Regions from separate parts of the Homo sapiens genome. Here region 1 is linked to region 2. A link is an interaction called in ENCODE POLR2A ChIA-PET data of the cell type or tissue named here. Cell type or tissue: OCI-LY7. All regions are shown on one strand. Links, peaks and the distances in the headings refer to the core of each region. The heading gives the core; the rest is flanking DNA.

The links. Peaks named below come from ENCODE experiments on the same cell type or tissue, not always from the same donor. Only the 100,000 strongest peaks of a DNase experiment are listed, where the experiment ranks them.
Region 1: POLR2A ChIA-PET joins it to region 2 with 5 read pairs; 1 of 35 experiments calls an interaction of 5 or more read pairs at or near these places.

The regions. Positions count from the first base shown.
Region 1 is chr15:56,761,123-56,769,653 of GRCh38, forward strand. No RefSeq gene overlaps it. Among named protein-coding and RNA genes, the nearest start is that of ZNF280D, 32 kb to the left of the region's middle. In OCI-LY7, for the core only: no CTCF peak of the experiment used is centred there; a DNase peak (open chromatin) is centred at 4,289.
Region 2 is chr15:57,217,778-57,221,777 of GRCh38, forward strand. The region is part of intron 8 of TCF12 (transcription factor 12); the gene reads left to right. Among named protein-coding and RNA genes, the nearest start is that of SNORD13D, 59 kb to the right of the region's middle. In OCI-LY7, for the core only: no CTCF peak of the experiment used is centred there; a DNase peak (open chromatin) is centred at 1,594.

The sequences.
Region 1 (8,531 bases), core at 2,497-6,496, 450 kb before region 2:
TTGCATACCGTAGGCAGTTTGTATTTAGTTGCTTCGTAATAAGTTTTCTTAATACATTTTGTAAACTTGATTTTAAAATATTCCTTATTTTAAAAATCGTAACTCCCAATTTATGAAGCCATTCTAGACAAAGTCTAATTGAAAAATATAACTCAGGATTATGAGGACAGAGTCAGTTTTGTTTTATTTATTCTATTTTTTGACATTTAAAAAATGTATCATAATAAACAGGCATTAATTTTTCTTCTGAAAAGAAATTAAGTTCCAAAATACCATAGTGCCTGTATTGATTACTTTAAATTCTCTCTGCTCAACAGTTGGCCTGCTCTTTCTCTGCTCTCAACAGTTGATAGCCAAATTGGAATAAAAAATTAAAATTACTGTACTAACTTCCCCACATAAGTGGGTATAATTGTTAATTTTATATGTCAACTTGGCTATCCATGCTATCCACATATTTGGATATTCACATATTTGGACATCTAGACTGGGGGGTCAAACACCAGTCTAGTTGCCACTTTGAATGTATTTTTAAGATGGCATTTAAATCAGTAGATTTTGAGTAAAGCACGTTACCTTTCATAATGTGGGTTGGCCTCATCCAGTCAGTTGAAGGCCTTAAGAGAAAAAGTGGATCCCAAGGAAGAGGGAATTCTGCCTTCAGTCTGCCTTTGGACTCAAGCTGCAACACCAACCCTTCCCTAGGTCTCCAGCCTGCCGGCCTGCCCTGCAGATTTCAGACTTGCCGGCCCCAACAACCACATCTGCCAGTTCCTTAAAATAAATCTCTCTCTCTCTCTCTCTCTCTCTCTCTCTCTCTCTCTCTCTGTATATCTATATTGATATTGGTCTTAATAGGTGTTTGTGACCGGAGCCTGTTGTAGGGTGGGGTGAGGGGGGAGGGATAGCATTAGGAGATATACCTAATGTAAATGACGAGTTAATGGGTGCAGCACACCAACATGGCACATGTATACATATGTAACAAACCTGCACGTTGTGCACATGTACCCTAGAACTTAAAGTATAATAATAAAAAAAAATAGGTGTGTGTGGGGGTGTGGGGCTGTGTATATCTGTATCGATATTGAGACCAATATCAATATAAATATGCACACACACACACACACACAAACACACACACACACACATCCTACTATTGATTTTGTTTCTCCAGAGAACCTGACTAGTAATACAGTGAGGAAACACTTAACTGGGCATTAAAGTAGCCAAAATACTTTGCTAGATAAAACATTTTTAGAGCTTGTAAGAATTCCTGTTGTATTGTTAAGTTTTCATTGATACTCCATATCAAAATGCCATCAGATTTTTTTCCCTATGACTGTTAGAAATGTGACTGATATAAGAATCTCACTTTCCTTTTTTCATTTTTTTAACGGATTAAGCTAGACATAATTCACATAACCATATAGGTCACCCATTTAAAGTATATAATTCCATGATTTTTAGTGTATTCACAGAGCTGTACGGCCATCACCACAATCAATTTTAGAACATTTTTATCACTCCAACAAGAAATCTCATATCCTTTAGCAGTCACTCCCATCCTGCTGCCCTCTGCCCAGCCCTAGGTAACCACTAAGCTATTTTCTGTCTCCCTAGATTTGCCTATTCTGACATTTTATATAAACTGAAGCATACAGTTCAGTAAGCAGTCTTTTATGACTGGCTTCTTTCACTTTACATAATGTTTTCAAGGTTCATCCATGTCATAGCATGTATTGGTATTACATTTCTCTTTCTTGCTAAATAATATTCCATTTATGGAGATACATATTTTATTTATCCACTCCAGTTGATGGATACTTGGATTGTTTATACCTTTTTGGCTATTATCATTTTCCTTTTTCTTGATCTTAGTACTAAAATGTAAAATGACTAAAAGGGAAGAAAAAAAAAAGTACTAGATCCTGGAAAAATTCTCAATTAAGTGAATGATCACTGAATAAATAAGTTATAAGAACACAATATTTATTATAGGCGCAATTTTTATTAACTAATCATTTCCAAAACCATAACTATTAATAAAATGGCTTGCAAAATATGTTCTTATTGCAAGTATTTGTGCCTAAGTGCTTCTGTTTATGAGACAAGAAATTCAAATAGCTGTCTTGGCAGTATCACTCCAGTTGTATAAGCCAAAGGATTAAGAGTACTTTTAAGAAGGAGTAACAATGTGTTCTGCTTGGCTTTGGAAATGATGGTAAATTTATACATAATGTATGGATGATTATATTATACCCATATGAGGCTGTCAATCAAAACAGGATTTCTGTCAGATGATAGTTTCCAATTCACAAAGCTTATTTTTTTACATTAGAATCTTTGCTGGATTCAGATCATATTGAACATCCACATTTCTCTGTCACTTTATTTTTAAAAATCCATTTCTAAAAATGAAATGACTGGATAATTATGACTTTGAGCAACAACTATCCATGCCAGCCTGGTACAGGAAAGCTTAATTCTAATCCTAACATCACTCTTCATATAAAATAAGAGCTGTTGATATTGCAAAATCCCAGGGTGGAGCTTCTTTTAATTTCCCTTAAACTAGCTGGTCTGGCCAGTATTCCTTCACAGGATATAAACAGAACAGTAGCTAAGCTTCCATAGAGCAGAGGTATGCTCTAGGAAGAACAATAAGGTCAACTGGACTTAGTGTGGAATGAAAGGCTTAAAAATTCCATAAAATAAGGAACGAATGTAGGCATTACTTATAGGCATTTTAAAAGTTTTTGCCTTCTCACCAGAAGTACTTACCTACCAAATTTTACATTTAGTTTCCCTACAGGTATGGTTATATAATTTTACTAATATAACTATTAGTAAAATAATGTGAGTAGCAACTTGACTTGCAAGCTACATCAGATTGTTAAGAGAGTAATGTTTATCTTGGATGTTTCTTAATTTCCATTTCCTCTGTTTCCTTTCTCAATGTTCCTTCCTCTAGAAACAGTTTTTTTAAAGTAATTTCCACAAAGATGTCAATGAAAACTTGCTTATTTTCAAAGAAATATAGGCATTTTAAAAGAGGCCCTAATAACACAAAACAGTAAATTATTACTGATGAGATTTCACATATTGTACATAGATCAGAGGTACATTTCAGGGCCTTCCTGAATGTGGGTCAGCAGGGTCTTCACAGTGGAGCAAGCCCCTGCTATACACTCATAGATGTTCAAGTTTTTGTTGTTGTTATTGTTGTTGTTTTGGTTTTGGTTTTTGGTGGTTTTTTTTTTTTTTTTTTTTTTTTTAATACCGAGTCTCACTCTGTCGCCCAGGCTACAATGCAGTGGCATGATCTTGGCTCACTATGACCTCTGCCTCCCAAGTTTAAGCAATTCCCTGAGTAGCTGGGATTACAGGCTTGCACCAACGCACCCAGCTAATTTTTGTATTTTTGGTAGAGACAGGGTTTCTCTATATTGGCCAAGCCGGTCTCGAACTCCTGACCTCAGGTGATCCGCCCACCTCGGCCTCCCAAAGTGCTGGGATTACAGGCGTGAGCTACAGTGCCCAGCTAAAGTCAAGTTTTTCGTATGCAAATATGTTTAGTTGGAAGAAAGTGGAGGGTCATTTTTTTTTTTTTTTGAGAGATGGGGTTCTTGCTATGTTGCTCAGGCTAGTCTCAAACTCCTGGACTCAAGCTATCCTCCTACCTCAGCCTCTGGATTCGCTGGGACTACAGGTATGCACCACCATGCCCAGCTGCAAGGGCTATGCTTAGATCACAATCACAGTATTGGCTAGTAACAGCTGTTTTCCTTCAAATCTGAAACTTGTAGGAAAGATGGAGTGATAGAAAATATATCGATGGTTATGACAATAGACTCAGAGAACATAAAGGTGTCGCATGCGACATACACAACTAGGAATAAGCCAGTGCCGGCCTCCTTTTGCGAGGCTGCTGCTTCTTGGTCTGCCCTCTCATCATCATGCTTGTGATTGCAATTGTCAGCTGGGTCTTCTTGGTTCAAATATAAATAATCTTACCTGAAATTTCTCTAACTTGAAGGTTTATAAAAACGATAATACATTTATTTGAGAATCACTTATCCTAAGCTATGGAAGAAGAATTAAATACAGATTTCCAGTTTGAATATAATGAAGTAAAAATTGGCATTTCCCCCTTTTGCTCTAGGAAATCACCCAAAAGAAGAATGAGAAACAGAAACACAAGCTAGGATGCATATGAAACTTTAAGCCACAAATAGGTAGAAGGGCTGCCAAAAGCAATGAAGAACAAACAGGATGTGGGAGGAAGCAGAAGGAGATGCCTGTAAATGCAAATCCCTGAGACAACTGGCACTACCCCAAGATGTGGAGTACTCCCAAGATGCAGAGCTCTAATCCTCATGTGTCCTAACAGGGGAGGTGGGGTGGTGACAGAAGCATCCATGACCATTTGATTCTGAGAAGTAGAGGTGGTAGGACTGAACAGACTCATGTGATAAAGCCATATTTTAAGAAACAATCTGTTGATGAGGCAGAGGATTGAAAAAAAGAGCCTGGTGTGAGTCGTAGAGCTGCCTATCTTTGTCAGTTGGGGAGAGGTAATAGTTAAATGGACTCTCACACTTTGCTGGGGTCCCTAAGGAGAGCTGCTAGCCTTGGACACGGCTCCAGCATCTCCATCATATGAACCATTTACAAGTAGCTAGTCAAGAAAAGCCCTTTCATCCAAAATGAGAAATCAAGAATAAACCATCCAGAATGAATGCACATATATATTCATTACATATATGCGTGTATATATACACACATTATATATATTTATTATATATGTGTATATATACATTATATATATTCATTTTATATGTGTGTATATGTATACATTATATATATGTATGATGAGAACACACCACGCACACACACACACGGAGAAAAGGAACAGAAAAAAATAAATATAGGTGAACTCTGATCACAGAAGTATTTCCATGGAGCAGATGAAAGTTTCGAGCAAATATTTTGCCATGGATTTAACAGTTAATGAAGAAATCTATGTATAAAATAAGAGCCCATATGTACATACAATGGAGTATTACTCAGCTTTAAAAAGGAAGGAAACTGGCCGGGCGCGGTGGCTCACGCCTGTAATCCCAGCACTTTGGGAGGCTGAGGCGGGCGGATCACGAGGTCAGGAGATCGAGACCATCCTGGCTAACATGGTGAAACCCCGTCTCTACTAAAAATACAAAAAAAATTAGCCGGGCGTGGTAGCGGGCGCCTGTAGTCCCAGCTACTCGGGAGGCTGAGGCAGGAGAATGGCGTGAACCCGGGAGGCGCAGCTTGCAGTGAGCCAAGACAGCGCCACTGCAGCCCAGCCTGGGCGAAAGAGCAAGACTCTGTCTCAAAAAAAAAAAAAAAAAAAAAAAAGGAAGGAAACTGACACATGCTACAATGTGGATGAATCTTGAAGACATTGTGCTGTGTGAAATAAACCAGCCACAAGAAATACAAATACTATATGATCCCACTTATATGAGATACCTGGAGATATGAGATACCTTATATGATATATCAAATTCATAGAGACAAAAAGTAAATTTGTGGTTACCAGGGGCTTTGGGGAAGGAAGAATGAGAATTAGCATTTAATGGGTACAGAGTTTCAACAGGAGGAGACCAAAAAGTTTTGAACATGGATAGCAATGATAGTTGCACAGCAGGGTGAATGTGCATAATGCCACAGAAATGTACACTTTAAAATGGTTAAAATCCTAAGTTTTATGCTATGTAATTTTACCAATGTTTTAAAAAGACAAGAACATACAGCAGATATACAAGACTCAGGAAGTAGCCGGGTGTGGTGGCACATGCCTGTGGTCCTAGCTACTCTGGAGGCTGAGGCAGGAGGATCGCTTCAGCCTAGAAGTTTGAGACTACAGCGAGCTATGATTGTGCCACTGCACTGCAGCCTGGGTGACAGAACAAGACTCTGTCTCTCAAAAAAAAAAAGACTCAGGAAAATGGAGAGACCAGGAAAGTGGCTTAAAAATAGAAATGGAGTCAAAATCAGAAGTAGCACAGTGGAGACTAGATACTGATGAGAATACAGAAAGAAACATAGAAGTTAGCAATAAGAAAAGCAAGCAAAATTAACGAAAGTAAATAGAATTTAAAACAATTAGAGATAGATAAAATGTAAATAAGTAGGGAAGACAGGCAAAGGAAATCCAATATACAGTTATTCAAAATCTCTATGTAATGAATTAGAAAAAGTATTTGAAATACTGTGGAAGAAAATGTTCATTTTGAAAGGGCATCTCAGGTCTCAGGAAAAATTGATGCATAATGGCCAACACTGAGACATATCCTAATACAACTGCTGAACTTTGAAGATAAAAAAATGAATCCTTTGAACAATCAGACAAAAACAATGAGTCATCTATGCAGGGTAAAAACAAAACAAGCTGACATAAGATGTCTCTACAGTAATATTCAATTCTAGAAGACAATAGGGAAATGCCCCAAAATCTTCATGAAAAAAAGTATGATCGCAAAATTTTATATCATCCAAATTATTATTCAAATGATAAAGGCAAAGAAATTTTTAATATCCATGAACTCTGTGGAAACAGTTGGAAAACATTTGCAATTCATATCACAAAGTCCCAACTTTTTTATCTATAAGAATTAAAAAAAAATAAAACTAGAGACAAACCAATAACCCAGAAGATAAATGAGCAAAGAATGTGAATGGTTTACATGAAAGGAAATAAAAAGGACTCTCAAATATATATGAAAAGATGCTCAATTGCATTCATAGTGAGAAATGCAAATTAAAATTAAACTGGCCAGATCCAGTGGCTCAAACCTGTAATCCCAGCACTTTGGGAGGCCCAGGAGGGTGGATCACCTGAGGTCAGGAGTTTGAGACCAGCGTGGACAACATGGTGAAAACCCATCTGTACTAAAAGTACAAAAATTAGCCAGGCGTGGTGGTGGGCACCTGTAATCCCAGCTACTCGGGAGGCTGAGGCAGGAGAATCACTTGAACTTGGAAGGCGGAGGCTGCAGTGAGCCAAGATCATGCCACTGCACTCCAGCCTGGGCAACAGAGTAAGACTCCATCTCAAAAAATAAAAATAAAAATAAAATAAACTGAAATATTACAATTAACCCATCAAATTGGAAAACATAACAAAGCTTGGCAACACTGCATAAATAAGAGTGTGTGAGAGAGGCATTTTGTTTGTTTGTTTGTTTGAGACGGAGTCTGGCTCTCTTACCCAGGCTGGAGTGCAGTGGCGGGATCTCGGCTCACTGCAAGCTCTGCCTCCTGGGTTCACGCCATTCTCCTGCCTCAGCCTCCCGAGTAGCTGGGACTACAGGCGCCCGCCACCACGCCCGGCTAATTTTTTGTATTTTTAGTAGAGACGGGGTTTCACCACGTTAGCCAGGATGATCTCGATCTCCTGATCGCGTGATCCACCTTCCTCGGCCTCCCAAAGTGCTGGGATTACAGGCGTGAGCCACCGCACCCAGCCAAAAGAGGCATTTTCATATATTGCTGTTAGAAACATAAATTGTACAACCTCTATGTAGGATTATTTGGCAACATTTGTCAAAATTACAAACACATATACTCTTTGAATCAGTAATTCTACCTCTAGGAATTTATCCTGCAGATTAGTTACATATGTGCAAAATGACATACGTTCTAGAAAAGTCTTTGAAGCATTCTTTGTAATAGCAAAAGATTGCAAATAAATATCCATCAAGATGAAGTTGATCAAATAAATTATAATGCATCCATTCTATGGAATATCATGCTGCTGAAAAAAGAAGGGTAAATGTTTTACTGATATGTAGTAAGTTCCAAGTATAGTTTAGTGAAAAAAAAAAGCAAGCTTCAAAGTATATAGAATGCTATCATTTGCATGAAAGGCAAAACTGTATGTTTATATTTGCTCATATTGCATTGAAGGATATATAAGATTTTGGTAATATTAGTTGCCTGTGAGGAGGGAAAGTAGGTCGCTGTATTGGAATTGAAGAGAATGTGTTGCTGTATACTCTTGAGCAGTCAGAATTTTGAAATGTTAATTCATTACCTATTCATAAGTAAATAAATAAGCAAGCAATGTGTGATTCTGTTGTTTACATGTAATATATTTTCTGCAGAATCTGTGAATTCCCTTAGCCTGGAGTGGCTAAAGGAAATGCCCTTACCCTAGGCTGCCTCCTCTTTTTTCAACCTATTTCTGGGCTATCTCCCACTCTCTTTGGAGTCCTACCCTATTCATAGTTCCTACCCTATTCATAGTTCCCTGATCGCCTGAGTCAGAATGCTGCTTCTTAGCAGCAACGCTTTTAAGACAAATTTCAAATAATTCTCATGGTTATTCACATGCAAACACCCATAAATTTATGAACAGAAATCTTCATAACCCTCTGACTATATTTGTTTTTTAACTGCATTCATCTTAAGGAGGGTTCCTTTTAGTTGTTTTAGAGTCTGCCAAATTAGGAAAGCTTCCCTTCTCTGGGATAACTCATAGTTTA
Region 2 (4,000 bases), core at 1-4,000:
GACTGTGTATGGAAGACTAAAATTTACTTGAATGGTTTTAAGGCATGCTATTGTTAATTGTGAATCAAAGCTTTTTACACAGTTCTCCAAGGATTGAAATGGGTCTTTGTGGTCTCTCAGGAGGGAGGAAGTTACAAACCACTCCGCAGACTGGCATTTTAATAGTCTGCTGTACAGCGATGTTCTTTTGCAGCTGCTGCTTAGCCTTTTCTATATCTGGAGAGTGTGGGGAGGTTTTATTGTTGTTCCAATACTATCAGCTTTTAAAACATTGTGAAGTTAGTTGCCCTTATTGTCTGATTTAGTTTCGTTACTATAATTTGATCAATATGTTAGTAAAAATGAGGTTGGGGGGATAGGGGGTCCCTTATAGTATATTCCTAGAATATTTCACAGAGGATTTCTGCTTCATGAAAGGTACCTTTAAAAAAAGTGATGTGCCCCCTTTTGCAGCTTGTGAGCTCTCCTCTGATTAATACAATCCCGTTAGAACCTACAAGGCATAGAGGGAAGGATAGTACAAAGAAGTTTTGATGAAGGGAAATGACACAAAAAGGGAAAGTTGCTATTCTGTTTTTCCAGGTTGTAATTACAGCAAACGATTGATTGGAAAACATTTAAATAGCAAAACGTGTCTGTGTAAGAGACACATGTTTTTGTAGACAACTTTTAAAACCTTTTGACTTCGAAGTATGAGTTAGAAATGTCTGTAAGACATTTATTCCCACACTTCTTATTTTTCCTTTCTGAGAAATGTGAGCATTAGCATAAAAATATGAATATACAAAGTATTAAGAACAATAATAAACTTAGAGGAAAGACTTATAGGAAACTGTTTAGTTTATTCTCTCATACTTTATATGAAAGATGTGTGAATTTTTTTTAAGAACAGTCCTATTGCAGGACATTATAAACTTTTGATTGGTGTTGTGTATGAAGAATTCAAGGAGCTTTATAACTGAAAATCTGTATTATTAAGTGTTTCCATTTTAAAAACAGGTAATTTAGTTTCAAGATAATCTATCTGATTTTTGGACTAAGCTTTTTAATAAAATGTGTTCCTTTCAGTTTTCCTCAACATAATTTTTGTAGCTTAAAGTATGGTTTGTTCTAGCTAGTTAAGAGGTATTTGCATGATGGTCTGCTTTCTCCAGGAAGTGATTTTGTACAAGATTTAACTGTCTAGATCCTTCTTGTTACACATGATTCAGTGTTTCCAATTCCTGATTACTTGATCATGTGTTTATCAAAGTTGAAGCAACTTTAGACCATGGCAGATGGTAACGCTGGAGGTGTAGCAAGCTAGGTTTCTCTGCCACAAGTGCTCTAATTTAATTAAAACTAAAAACAGATTAGCAGAAAATCTGTCAGTATGCCTTCCTTTTGTGTGTGTATATATGTATATATGAGACAAATCTAATAATTTCTTGGGTTATTTTTATTCAGGGCATATTTATTTAGCGCTTAAAAGTGACTTGCATTTTTTTAATACCTCAAATTTTGTCTTATTGGTATCCTCCACCAATGCAAGGACTTGATGGAAATTGAAAGAGGTTACTTACAGCATAAACCCTCCCTCTGTGCTCTGTGAGTTGGTTCAGTCCTATTTTGCATAAGTTCCTTTTGAGTAGATCCATGTGTGAATGCATAGTACTGAAGACTTACTCCCTTTGCCTGTGTGGATATATGTCTTGGAGAGAGGCTGTGTGCATTAGCTACAAATAGTAACATTTTCAAAATCAACATGTATTGTGCTTATCCTGTCCCTGGAATGGGCAGCAATTCTTTGATGTATTACTACAATGGGAAAACGGTAAGCCTTTTTCTTTGTATAGCTTCTAACTCACTTGTTTAAAGGAAAGCAGTATACATTACTCGCTTTTTACTAAAATCTGTGAGGTTTTGTTTTATCCTTTTATGCAATGTATTAGATTGTAGATTTCTTTTTTTTTTTTTTTTTTGCGGGGGGACGGAGTCTTGCCCTGTCACCCAGGATGGAGTGCAGTGGCTCGATCTCGGCTCACTGCAACCTTCGCCTCCCGGGTTCAAGCGATTCTCCCGCCTCAGCCTCCCGAGTAGCTGGGATTACAGGCACCCGCCACCATGCCCAGCTAATTTTTGTATTTTTAGTAGAGACGCGGTTTTATCATGTTGGCCAGGCTGGTCTCGAACTCCTGACCTCAGGTGATCCACCCGCCTCGGCCTCCCAAAATGCTGGAATTACAGGCATGAGCCACCGCGCCCAGCCTAGATTGTAGATTTCTTTAGAAGTAGTGTCAGTAAAGTCCTGTCTGCTACATAGCTACTCAATAGTTGTTGGCTTTCATTTTATTTTTAAGATAGTGTAGAAAATAAACTTGAGTTTCTGAGTTGTTATTAGCCTGATATCTTTACTAGCAATGAGCTTGAAAGTACATTTGTTTTTATGTTTTCGTATATTGTGAACAAATCCTTACATAAAATATGTATATACACACATATGTATTGAGAATTATTTGATGCTTTGTAGATGGAAGGAAAAGATGAAAGTCATCTAGGATATTCATAAAAATAACAAGTATGAAGCTCTGGTAATGATTAGGGAAGCAGTCAGCTAGTAAGGGCCGTATTTCCTGTTTAGAGTTTCAGGTCCAGAGCCTGACTTCTCTGGGATACCATCTGTTTCCAATCAAACTAGAATTTTGACCTTGTGTGGATTCATGAAATAAATCACTATTTTTTAAAAGAATGCATTTATACATTTTCCAAAGAATGCACTGTACTTCTGGTTGATTTATAGCAAGCACATGACTAGGTGTTTTAAAATAATACTTTTTTGTTTTGCTAAACAAGAGTTCTATTCTTTAAATTAATTACCTAATGTTAATAATTTACTGTGTTTCTACAAAAAAATCTATAAGCCAGAGGATTTTATATATTCTAAAAAAAAAAGAGTAAACTCGGAAAGTTTCAATAGGAGCTATCTTTGTAAGATACTTGATAAATATTATTAAAAGGTACACTAATGAATAACAGTGTTGGTTTATGTCAGAAACTCAGTGTTTTCCTTCTAAATCTTTCACAAATAATTTTACCCTCAGGTGTCTTATGAAAAAATGCATATATGGGCTTAGTGAAGGGGGGGAGAGGGGAGCATTTTTAATGTTAATGTTTTAAGTTATAGAGAATATTCAATTACATTTTACTAAAATGGGCTTAAAATTAGATATGGTTGTCTCTTCCCTTTTCATCACTTGGAAATGTTTTAAAGTAGCCTATGGCTACAACTAGGATACTAAGAACTAATAAAAGCACTTTTTCATTCACTGATTGCTTTAGTAAGGGCTCTTTGGACTGGGCCAGTGTTTGGTTGTGAACTTTTGGGTAAGCTTTCAAAAAAGATAAGCAAGTCAAAATATCTTTAAACTCATTAAAAAGTGTATGTTCAAGCTGCCCATATAAGCAGAGCTTTGGATAATGTAAGAAGTAGATTTAGATGGATGAGTGAAATTATTTAATCTCTATATAATTTTCTTGCCAGCTGTCTTTCAAATGTGAAAATAATTTTCTTTTGTGTCTGATTTTAAGTAAAACAGTCTGAACATGGTATGTGGGTATGTGTGTGGGGTGTGTGTGTGTGTGTGTGTGTGTGTGTGCACGTGTATAAGTTCAGTAAAATTAATTATGTAGGACCCTGAACCAGACTAACTCAAAATGAGTTTAGATTTTATTCTTTGGAAAGCACAGGTTACTGTATTACATTTCTCTTTGTTCTACATTGGGAGGGGGGTAGGGGGAGCTTTGATAGTGGTATTTCCAGGCTTATGGTAGATGGCATAGCTGGTATGGTAGAGAGCCTGGAAAAATTGATAGTCTGTGCCTAATATAGGTCAAAGGTGACTTTTATGTTCTGGAAAAATATATAAATAAAGAGATGATATGTTGGCTTAGTCCTCCAAATCATAAGACCCTAGACTTGTATGTATTTTATTTTTACCCACCTCTAGTTTTTAAAATTATT